Linked DNA regions of Mus musculus: region 2 is linked to region 1. A link is a loop called in an ENCODE intact Hi-C map of the cell type or tissue named here. Cell type or tissue: heart. All regions are shown on one strand. Each heading gives the region's core, and the rest is flanking DNA. Links, peaks and the distances in the headings are about the cores only.

The links. Peaks named below come from ENCODE experiments on the same cell type or tissue, not always from the same donor. Only the 100,000 strongest peaks of a DNase experiment are listed, where the experiment ranks them.
Region 2: a loop joins it to region 1, with 4 times the contacts of the local background. A loop is called at or near these places in 2 of 42 quality-filtered maps.

Annotation. Positions count from the first base shown.
Region 1 is chr3:37,411,312-37,417,131 of GRCm38, reverse strand. It overlaps Nudt6 (nudix (nucleoside diphosphate linked moiety X)-type motif 6), which reads left to right. Exons shown (of 5, transcript NM_001291044.1): 2 at 228-431; 3 at 4,717-4,772. Among named protein-coding and RNA genes, the nearest start is that of Nudt6, 5.4 kb to the left of the region's middle. In heart, for the core only: a CTCF peak has its summit at 2,500 (motif pointing right); a DNase peak (open chromatin) is centred at 2,371.
Region 2 is chr3:36,860,341-36,865,747 of GRCm38, reverse strand. It overlaps 4932438A13Rik (RIKEN cDNA 4932438A13 gene), which reads right to left and starts at 2,642. Exons shown (of 86, transcript NM_172679.2): 1 at 2,400-2,642; 2 at 1,263-1,361. In heart, for the core only: no CTCF peak of the experiment used is centred there; a DNase peak (open chromatin) is centred at 2,717; H3K4me3 peaks cover 1,643 bases; H3K27ac peaks cover 1,074 bases.

The DNA of each region.
Region 1 (5,820 bases), core at 175-5,174:
AAGGAAGCGCCAGAACTGCATGTGATTCCGCTTCTTTTGTCCGTTCTACAGTGCCTGAACACCTGCTATGTGCTGGGCCTGCATTTGGGTGGTTTGCTTATAAACACCAGTGCTGTGGTGGGTGGAGAATCACATAAACAACTGGGCTATAGCAATGCAGAGAGGTCGGGACCATGCATTTCACAGAAAACCTTTACAGGGTGTATCTTCCTCCCTCTGCGTTCTAGCTGCCATTCAGCAGTGGCGCTCAGAAGGACGGATAGCTGCCTGGCTACACATCCCCATCCTGCAGAGCCACTTCATTGCCCCTGCTGCTTCCCTGGGCTTTTGCTTCCACCACGCAAAACCCCATTCCTCAACACTGACTCTGTGGCTGGGAGAAGGACCCAGCAGACTCCCGGGATATGCTACACACCAAGTTGGAGTTGCAGGTCAGTTTTGGACTCAGGAACTGCCTTTTCACAAGTTTACCATGTCTCCTTGAAGCTGGGCTGCTAGTCTGTCAGTGAATGCTGGTCAGTGAGTGCTGTGTGACTGTGCAACGGTGGTGTCGTGCTTTTCAAAAAAGAAAGGGTGTCTGCCCCGTGAATTACAGGCTAGCATAGAAAACAAGTGGAAAAGCAGCCTTCCCAAAGGCTACATTTAACATGCTTCACACAGATATTTGAGCTTCTATTCTCAGTAGTGACACTGAATTGGGAGAAGGAAATAAATTATACTCCTTAAAGCATATGTCAGTACAAGGAAACATGAAATTCTCCAGAAAGTAACTTTTTTAGTGGGGAGAGGTTATGGTGATTTGAGTATATTGCAGTCAGACACGTGTGCGCTAGCAAACCTAGAGCATGTTCAAGAAGGCAAGACTAGATTTGAAAAGGTAAAACTGTGAGTATTCATTCAGGTACTTCAAAGAGTAATCTGCGGACACAGCCATTAAGGAGCATGGTGGCATTGGTCAAAGGGTGGGCGTGTCCTCATGGGGTACTCCATGCTCTGGCTGTGGCCAGCTGTGGTCCCAGCCATCGTTTGTGATAGTTGCTGTCAGGCGTTCATGTTAAGGACTTGCCCTTCATAACCTCCCAGCTTTATTTCCTTTTTGACACAAGGAACCCCATTTTGATTCTGATGAAGTTCATGACTGTTTCTGCCTAAATATGCGCTAAATTATAACATTGTATAGGAAAACTTTTAGGTTGAACTTGAAGCAAGGCAAACTAACCATATGCTTATTTGATTATTACTTCCTAAGACTTTACATGGTTAATGGGTCAAGTGGTAGCAGCTTAAGATAGAACAATGGAGCTAGGTTAGAGCCTTGAACAGTCAGCTTCAGAAACAGGAAAACCTCATTGCAGAGGGCATCGAAATCGCCTAGAGTGTTTTCTAAAATGAATGGCTACTTCTGTACCCACAATTCTGATTACAAATTTCTCTGCCAGCTGTTGCTACTGCTGTTCCCAGGAAGTCCTTGAGTTCCTAAGGTGGGTAAAAAACTAAAATAGTAAAGAATCCTTAAATAAATAAAAGAAGATTGCAGATTAATTATTACCTTAGTAATTTGCATTTTTGTTTCCGTATAATGTATACATGGCTTTACATGTATAGTCTGCATACCTACAGTGTCTAAAGAAGCTGGTTGGGGGTGTCCACTAATATCTATCTGTAGCCTTCCTGCCCTGCAGCAAATAGACATTCAGAAACTTTCTATGGGCTCTACCTCAAAAGATTCTACCCAATAATTTGGTGATGGCCTGTTGTATCATTAGAAAGTCATGCAAAACTATTTTGTGTCTGTGTGTGTAAGGTGGATACCAGAGGACGGCACTGAGTGTCATTCCTCAGGTACCATCCACCTTGCTAGATAGCAAGCCCCAGGGATCTTCCACCTCCTAACACTGCATCTATCTACAGATGCACCTATGCACCTCACTGTACCTGAGTTTTTATATGGATGCTAGGGATCTGAACCCAGTTCCCCACGCTTGTCTGGGAAGCATTTTACTGACTTCAGAAAACTTCCCAAACCTACTGTATAACATAGGGACCTCCCCCATGTCAATTCCACCAGTCTATGTTTCTTTATCCAGATTTTTTAATAGTACCCAATGCAAGCTAGTTATACATGTACTTAGTCTCCCCAGCAGTATGCACAGTTCATGAAGCCAGCCATTCTGTGTGTTGTTCACCATGTTTACTTGGGATAAAGACAGAGCAAGTACGAAGTAGGGCCCGAGCGTGCCATGGATAGATGGACTAACGGGTGTAAGGAGGGTGGACTGATGGATGGATGGGTGATGATATCATCGAGCAGGAGGGAGTTGCTATGTCTTGATGGAGCAGTGCTGTTTATGGGAGTGCCCATTTGGAATAAAGCCCAGCTCTCCCGCTGATGGCTGTGTGGACTCCGTCACCTGAGCTATTGCACAGGAGACACACAGTGCCTAATATGCTTTCGGAACTGTTTAATTCCAGTCTTGTCTTAGTTTAGCTTTATACTGTGGCCAGCAGGGGTCGCTCGGATTGTGCTTACTATCTTTTCTCTCTGAGTTGGTGCTGTCAGTGAATACTGTAAAGAGCCGTGGGATAATCACAAGTCCTCAGTTCTAGACTTAGGTTCCTTGGCATCCTGTCCCTTGGATGTCCAGTTAGATTTGCATCTTACGATCCTTTCCTCACGAGAGTTAAGATCCTTACTGCTCTCCTTTCTAGCCTCGAAGAGTACCAAGTGCAGTGTTTCATTTTAGCTACTTTTTAATGTTTGAATTTTAAAAATGTATTTTATGTATGAGTGTGAGAGTGTGTGTGTGTGTGTGTGTGTGTGTGTGTGTGTGTGTGTGTGTGTGAGGGAAGGGGTGCAAGTACCCATAGAGACTAGGAAAGAGCCTCAGATCCTGGAGCTGGAGTTCCAAGGAGTTATAAGCCATCTGAAGTGAGTGTGGGAACTGAGCTTGGGTCCCCTGCCAGGAGAGTATAGGTTCTTAACCTCTGAGCATCTGTCCAGCCCCTCAGTTACAAACAAGCTCTCTTTTCACATGGTTCACCTATGTATGCTTGTTTGTGGTTGCTTTTTCCACTTTCTGCTCTGAATAACTTAGCTTTCATTTGTCTCCTCTCCATTGGACACAGTGAAAAGTTGTGTTGTGTTTTCCACTGTATTTCCAGCACCTGGTAAAATACCGTATACATAATAGGAGCTCAGCTAATATGGAAAGGACTTCTGTATGTTACATAGAAAGACTCAGAAAGGAATATTAAAAGAGCAGATAAATATATAAAAAATGCCTATATCCCATAAGGATATGTTGAAGTTAGCCCATTTCAAGGGTTCTAGTACAAATCACTAAAGTGTTATTTATGGTTTTGACCCAGGATTTGCCCAAACAAAACTACTAAAAATAGGGGGCTGGAAAGATGACTCCGCAGTTACAAGCACCCGATGCTCCTCCAGAGGACCAGAGTTTGATTCTTGGCATCCACATGACTCAGAACCATCTGTACTCCAGTCCCAGCTGACCTGCTACCCCCTCTGGCCAGAGGCAGGGCATGCACACAGTACAGACATTCTGTAGGCAAGCCACCCATAGTAAGATAAAGGGGGAAAATCTAAACAGTAAAAAGAGGAAAGAGGAAGGACAGTGGTTTTGGTCCTAGCATCTGGCAGAGTCCAAAGTGCACGGAGCAGTGTATATGATGGATGAGTAAATGGAAGTGCTGGGCTGGAGCTTTAGGCATGAAAATAAAGCCTTCCAAATGTGTGTGTGTGCTCTAGGACAGATGCACACACAGTAAGGAAATGTAACTGGCTTCAGGCAGGTCGTTATGGATATTGAGATAGTTGGGATCTGAACAGCCAGGAGGCAGAGATCTGAAATCTGTGCTGTGCTTCAAAAAGTAAGAATTAGAGCAGAAAGGCCAGTGTGTCCTCAGTGCTTTAAGCACTGCAGTGTGAATGCTTGAATCATATTAGAATCCTAATCCCTGGGGTGATGGCAATAATAGATGAGGCCTGCACAAGTGGCTTGGTCCTATGGGCGAAGCTTTAATAAGACATTGGAGCCCTTAACAACAGTGGCCTAAGAGGCCCAGCCTTAGGCCCCTGTGGGAATGCTCTCTGTGAGAAGTAGCTCTTCCAAGACACCTGTATGTTGGCACTTTGACCCTGGACTTCTTAGCTTCTCAACCTGTGAGAAAGAGAGAGTTCTAAGTTCTCAGTAGACAGTTATTTAGAGAGCCAGATGGGCTGCAGCTTGCACTCTCACTTGTGTAACCACCAAAGAAAATGTTACTAAAGGATAAAAAAAGATCTTCATTTGGGTCATGAAGACATAGACAGTCATGCCAGTGATTATTGTACAAATTTAACACACACATTCCAAACTTTTGGAAGAAAGGAAGGGAGGGAGGGAGGTGGGTGAATAGGAGTAAAAGAGAGGGGGAAGAAGGGAGGGAGGGATGGGAGAGAGAGAGAGAGAGAGAGAGAGAGAAAGAGAGAGAGAGAGAGAGAGAGAGAGAGAGAGAGAATGAGAATGAGAATGAGTGAATACTAGTCAATTGAGTAATGACCTCCTTGCTGGAGAGGTGTTTTATAGTCTTCATGACTGAGGTATCTAAACCAGGCCTTCAAATAAAGGATTTTAATGGGTGACCACCAGTTATTATGGAGGAATTGAAGGAAAATGAATTAATATTTTGTGATTATCTCCCCCTCCTCAAAAGGTGCTGTATTTGATGTTAGCACCAGGAAAGTACTGGTTGTACAAGATCGAAATAAAGTAAGTTGTTTCTGCCTTATAGATTGCTTTCCAAAGTGTTCTCTCTAGAGAAACATAAAATGTAGACATGTTGATACCACTAAGGGACTGCAGAAAGGTACTTCAATAGTTATTTCTAAGCAGTTATGGGACATCTAGATACCTATCTAAATAAAGCTGTGACACAGACCTAAACCTGTCAGCATGAGCCTCAGCGTTGTGCTTACTTCATGGCTGTAGAGCATTACAGTCGCTAGTGCTTAATTGGGAAGACACATTATTGAGGTAGCATCCAATCAGGCACCATTCTCAGTGTTGCAGGAGCTGTGCTCCCAGTACTGAGAGAACAGAGATTGAAAACACGTGACCCCAGCAGGCCTGCAGCACAGTCTTTGGTCTGTCCTAGAATGGATACTGACATTTAACTCTGCCCCAGGAGCCTCCAGAGATGCCTCAGGGAAAGTAACATTACAAATTCAGTCTAGAAGAGAGAGTAGGAACCTACCAGGTTAAGAAAGAGGAGGGAGGGGAGGGAAGGGGGGGAGGAAAGGAGAGGCAGGCAGGGTTAGGTGCTGGAGAAATGGCTCAGCAGTTAAAGCACTTGCTACTATAGCAGTTTTGCTAATAGCAGCCATGTCAGGCAGCTCACAAGCACCTCTAACTCCAGCTTCTGGGAATCTGATGCCTTCTTCTGTGCCCTGCAGGTGTCATGATCCATGTGGAATGCACGAACACACACACACACTCATACACGTAGATAAAAAATTTAAACTTAAAGGATAGAGCGATAAACCAAGAAATTAGAATTGACAGTGTGAAGGCACAGAGCTCAGCCAGAGGCTGCCATCACTGTGATCAGGAATGTTGGCAGGGGTCTGACCTGAGAGAGACTGGGTAACAGTAGTAAAGGCTAAAAAAAAGAGTCCTAAGATACTAAGAGAAGAGCCACTGTTAGAAACGCTTTCATGCTCAGGAATGATGTCAAAGTGAAGGAGCAATGCTTTTTCTACCTCTGTGGTGCTGCCCCTGAGCTATAGCCAGCATAGCAAGAGCATTGATTTTTATACTT
Region 2 (5,407 bases), core at 1-5,000, 550 kb after region 1:
GAGACTTAAAACTTTAGATTTTTTTAAACAGTTTAATACCAAAAGGTATTTTTGAAGTTGGACTAGAAGCATTATGCATTATGCAGTATGATATGGCCACAAGTTGGTGAGGCCAGGGAGTGAAATGTGGTGGTTTGAATACTCAAAGTTGGTAAAACTGTTTGGCAAGGCTTAGGAAGTGTAGCCTTGAAATGGGTGTGTCAGTGGAGGTAGGCCTTAAGATTTCATAAACTAGTGCCATTCCTAGAATGCACTCTGCCTCCTGATTATGGATCAAGATCGAAGCGCTTGGCTGCTGCTCTAGCCACTGCCACCATGCCTTTGTTCCACCATCATAGACTCTAACCCTCTAGGACCATAAGCCAAATTAAACTGTCCTTTATGTTGCCTTGGTCATGGGGTCTTATCACAGCACTGAAAGGAAACTAATACAGTCTTTAATAGGAAGAGCATATTCTGGCATAAGGCAATGGATCAAGGCCACAGAGTATCCACAGATCTATGGCTATCCAGCTCAGCCACAACTCATTGTACACCAACTGCATCATGAAGAGAAGCTGAAAGCTAATGTAAGAACCTGCTGAATAATCTTCACACAGCAAATAATTCAAGAGAAACAGAGGCACTTCTTTTCTCTTCCTCTACTATTTCATTCTTTACCAGAAGCTCAAAATGGTCTCTGCTATATAGTACTTTATAAATATCTATTAAATGAATTCAATCGTTTTTATCCATGTCTTTTACTATTCTCTTTAGAACCCAAAATTTAAAAAAAAGAGAGAGAAAGAAAGAAAGAGAGAGAAAGGAAGAAAACATTTCAAGTTGGGTAATTGTTGCAAACCTATACCAAGAAGCTGAGGCAGGAGAATCTCTAGTTCCAGGCAAGCCTTGGCTGCAGAGATCTTTATCTGTACTTAAAAGGCAAATTACTACAACAATAACAAGCGCACACAGAGACATATAAATATTCTTTTCTAAGCATTTTGTAAACATGAGCAAATAATAGAGCAAGCAAAAGAAAAGCAAACTGGCACCCGGCGATGGTTGGTCCCTCCCCTGGGCGTTCCTATGCCAATGCAAAAGTTAAGCACTTGAGTTAATTATCAATCAGGTATCCAGGTATCAGCAGTCCAAAATGCAGATGGAATGATTTGTGGGTCACAGATGGACTGAATCACAAATGAAGCATAAAGTTAACTTTTCTCTATCTGGACTTTAATAAGAAATTAGATTTTTTTTAAATCTTAGGCAGAAATACTTACACAAGATTTCTTGTTTTATTTTGTTTAGTTTTTTAATCTTCAATGTTGTTTATCTTTCCTCTTCTGAAGGTCCTTCTGCAGCGCTTCATCTTAACAAGTCTGAAAAGACCAGCATATCAATCAATTAGAAAAGGTATCCTAACTTTGTTGGTAGAGCAACCGTTTCAAACTAAATTATTTAAACACACCAGGAAACTCTTCAGTATTTGGTCCAATGTTACATTCCTACACCTCAAATAAGACTAAAATAATTTAAGAACCACTTTATATGTAAAAGAAACATAGGAGTCCACGAGGTAGGAGTCAGGATGCTAATGGTGACGTTCTACCTGCGAGGCACACTTAAAAGTGCAGCCTTGAAAGAATGTTTCTACTGACACCGAGTCTGCTGGAAAGAACTGTGCCTTCATTTCCTCTCTACTCTGGGCACCTGGCACATTTTATCACAGGGCACTTGCCTTGCAAACTTTTAAGGCATTTGAGTAATGGGGGGGGGGTGGCATGCTAACTGAGGGGCCATAAAGTGAGAAAGTCAGGTTTGAAACAGTTCTGTTCCAAGGTTCTCAGCTACAAAGTGGGGAAAGGCTTCACCTTTTTGTTACAAACTGTATGAGCGCATATTAAAATAGCACATAGCAGTCATTGCTAAGTCAAATATTCTGACTAACTCATCCACTTTTATACTTGTCAGATTAAATCTGCTTCGTTGTCATGCACGGGATGAAAGCAGCAACGCGAAACCACCTGAAACCTACTTTCTCCGTTCCAGAACCCATGACTGCTCAGAGGAAATTTACAAGAATTCGTCCCCTTTACCGGACATCCCACTGTCAACACCACAACCGATGGGGCGAGGAAGGAAGAAATCTAATATTCCCCGGATGGAAGATAACCCTTGTGGACCTTCCTCTGGCAGGAGAGGTGTCCACTCAGGTATGCCCTACCAGACGAGGGCCGAGCCAACCCGGGGCGCTCGGCCCTGCCCACCCCGCCAGGTCCGCGCGCCCGCCCCCCCCGCCCGCAACCCCAGCACCCGGCTGTCAGGGCCTGCTAGGCCTCCACCTTAACCTCCGACCTCCGACCTCCGACCCCCAGGCCCGCGCCACAGCCGCGACCCCGCAAACCTTCCAGACTCACCCGGAAAGGCGCTGCCCACCTCGCCACCTCCCAGCCCTCACCGCGCGCAGCCTCTCGAGCTCCTCTCACTTGACAGCACAACAGCCCCGAGTCGGGACCTCCGCTGATGCTTACACCCTCAGCCTGTAGCACGTCCAGCTCGGCCCGCCGCCTCGGACACCCATGGGGCGGAGGAGTAGAGCCGAGGCAGGAGTGGAGGCCAGCGGCACCGCAGCTGCGTCAACTGGCAGCGTATCACGTCAAGGCGCCAGCGCCTCCGTGTACGCCACTCTGGCCCCGCCCAAGAACCGAGTTAGCCCCGCCCCTCACTGGCACCAGGCCCGAACGGAGAAGCGCCGCTTGGGCCGGGGGCGGGGCCGGGGCGGGGCGGGCCGGGGCGGAGGCGGGGCCTTGGAAGGCCGGGGCAGAGGACAGGGCTTAGGCCCTAGGGATGAGATCTAGGTCAATGGGGCAAAGCCTGAGCTTCAGGACCAAACTAAAGACTAAAGTTGGAACCTGTGCCTAGAGGCGAATCCTGTTTTTACAAGAGAACAGGCCTGAGCAGAGGGGCGGGGCCATGTCCACAGGGCGTAGCCTAGTCTGAGAGACACAGGTCACTACTGATTTGAAAACTACCTTGTTCCAGATTCCAATTGTGGCGTGGGGGTTGTAAACATCGTCCTGATAATGTAGACAGTATAATCAACGTAGGAAAAGGAAGCCAGAAAAAGGAGAGTCTGCTAGCTATGGCATGCATCTCACAGAAGATGCATTTGATGTATGAAACACTGACCTAGGAAATTAACCAAATATTTTAATTTTTCACAAATTAAAACCTAAGGCTCAGGAAGTTGAAGTACTTTGTCAGTTTAGAGATCTAGGATTTGAGCCCCAGCGCCACAGCTTCCAGTACATTCTCTACACTACCTGTCAATATCTAAGCCTCTGGTTCTAAGAGTTCAGGTCACTCAACATTTCCACTTGGGGGTGGGAGCATCCACTTTTAAACAGATGTGAAGCCAGATATAATAAATAAATAAATAAAGTCTTAGCAAGAGTTCTTTGAACTAGAAGTGACTGAGATATGATTCAGTTTCCCCAAAACAAAACAAAACTGAAACTAAATTGCTCCAGAGATAAGAAGATCTTAGGATAGCAAGAAGAGAAGTATAATTCACAGCAGACTTCCTCTACAGTGAGTGAGGAATTGGAGAATCTGAACACTTACTTGTCTCCTTTCTTCTTATCCCCTGAGGAAGAGCCACCCTGAGCTACAGGTGTAAAAGAGATGACATCTTCAAGATGAGTTATTCATCGTAGAGCTTTTCTATTCCAAGGGCCTCTAACCCTGGGAAGATGATTAAGCAAAGAGTTCAGGGTGGCTCAGGAAATTTACATAGCAACACTTCCTGGCTCTTGAACCTTCCCCCTACTTTGACTTTTCACCAGCATGTGAAAAATGCAGATGGTGTCAGAAAAAGAAAAAGAAAAAAAAACTGCCTCCAGCAAATACAATGTGAACTTCTCTAGCTGGACATAGCTAAAGTATGCATAGCATCCCAGCACATTGGAAAAGCCTGGGTTTGAGACCAATAGAGAAACTTCTGGACCAGCCTGAGCTACATCAAAAAGAAAAAAAAAAAAAAGAATTTCATAACAAAAACCAGGTAATGATATTTTGTGCTATAACTTTTTTTCTTTGAAATCACAGCCAGTTCACAGGAAGTAGCAGTCATACAAAATGTTCTTTTCCACTCCCTCTGATGGTTCTGCCTTATATGAGTATAGTACAATATGAAAACATACTTTACGCTGGTATGATGTGGCTCTATGCCACTTTGTCACGTCTAAGTTCATGTAACCATCACAGCACATCATACAGAGATTTCCTTCCTACTGTTCTTTATGGTCATTTCCCACTCTTTCTCAAGGCCTATCCCTAATCCCTGGTGTGCTGGATAGTTTTAGGTTAACTTGACACAAGCTAAAGTCATCTGAGAGGAGGGAACCTTAATTATAAAAATGCCTACATAAAATCTGGCTGTAGGCAAGTCTATAGGACATTTTCTTAGTAGTGATTGATGGGAGAGGGCTCAGCCCTTGTAGGTGGTGCTATCCCTGTTGGGTCCTGGGCTCTATAAGAAAGCAGGCTGAACACGCCACGGGAAGCAATCCAGTAAGCAGCACCCCTCCATGGCCTCTGCATCAGCTCCTGCCTACAGGTTCCTGCCCTGCTTGAGTTCCTGCCCACTATTGTCTTAGTCAGGGTTTCTATTCCTGCACAAACATCATGACCAAGAAGCAAGTTGGGAAGGAAAGGGTTTATTCAGCTTACATTTCCACATCGCTGTTCATCACCAAAGGAAGTCAGGACTGGAACTCAAGCAGGTCAGGAAGCAGGAGCTGATGCAGAGGCCACGGAGGAATGTTCCTTCCTGGCTTGCTTCCCCTGGCTTGCCCAGCCTGCTTTCTTATAGAACCAAGACTACCAGCCCAAAGATGGTCCCACCCACAAGGGGCCCTTCCCGCCTTGATCACTAATTGAGAAAATGCCCCACAGCTGGCTCTCATGGAGGCATTTCCTCAACTGAAGCTCCTTTCTCTGTGATAACTCCAGCTGTGTCAAGTTAACACAAAAACAGCCAGTACACCAATGCTTTTGGTGTTATGTGATGTTTGACCGAACTGTGAATGAAGTTAACCCTTTCCTCCCCAGGCTACTTTTAGTCATGGTGTTTCATTACAGCAAGAGAAACCCTAAGACACCTGACAACCACTCTCTGGGTCCTTGTGACTATGCAGAAAAATTTGACGACCAATGTGTCCATCAAAAAGGAAAAGACCAAGACCATAAGCACGCTCAGCACTTACGTCCTTCAAGCTGTCAATTTATGGCCGACCACTGATCGGGAGATCAAGTAAGTTTCAACACTAGTGACCTCACAGGGAAGACTTCCACATGATTTGTCTCCCTAGAGACAAATCCAAGTGATCAACCCTCACAAGCCAGGATGAGGATGCTTTGGGCC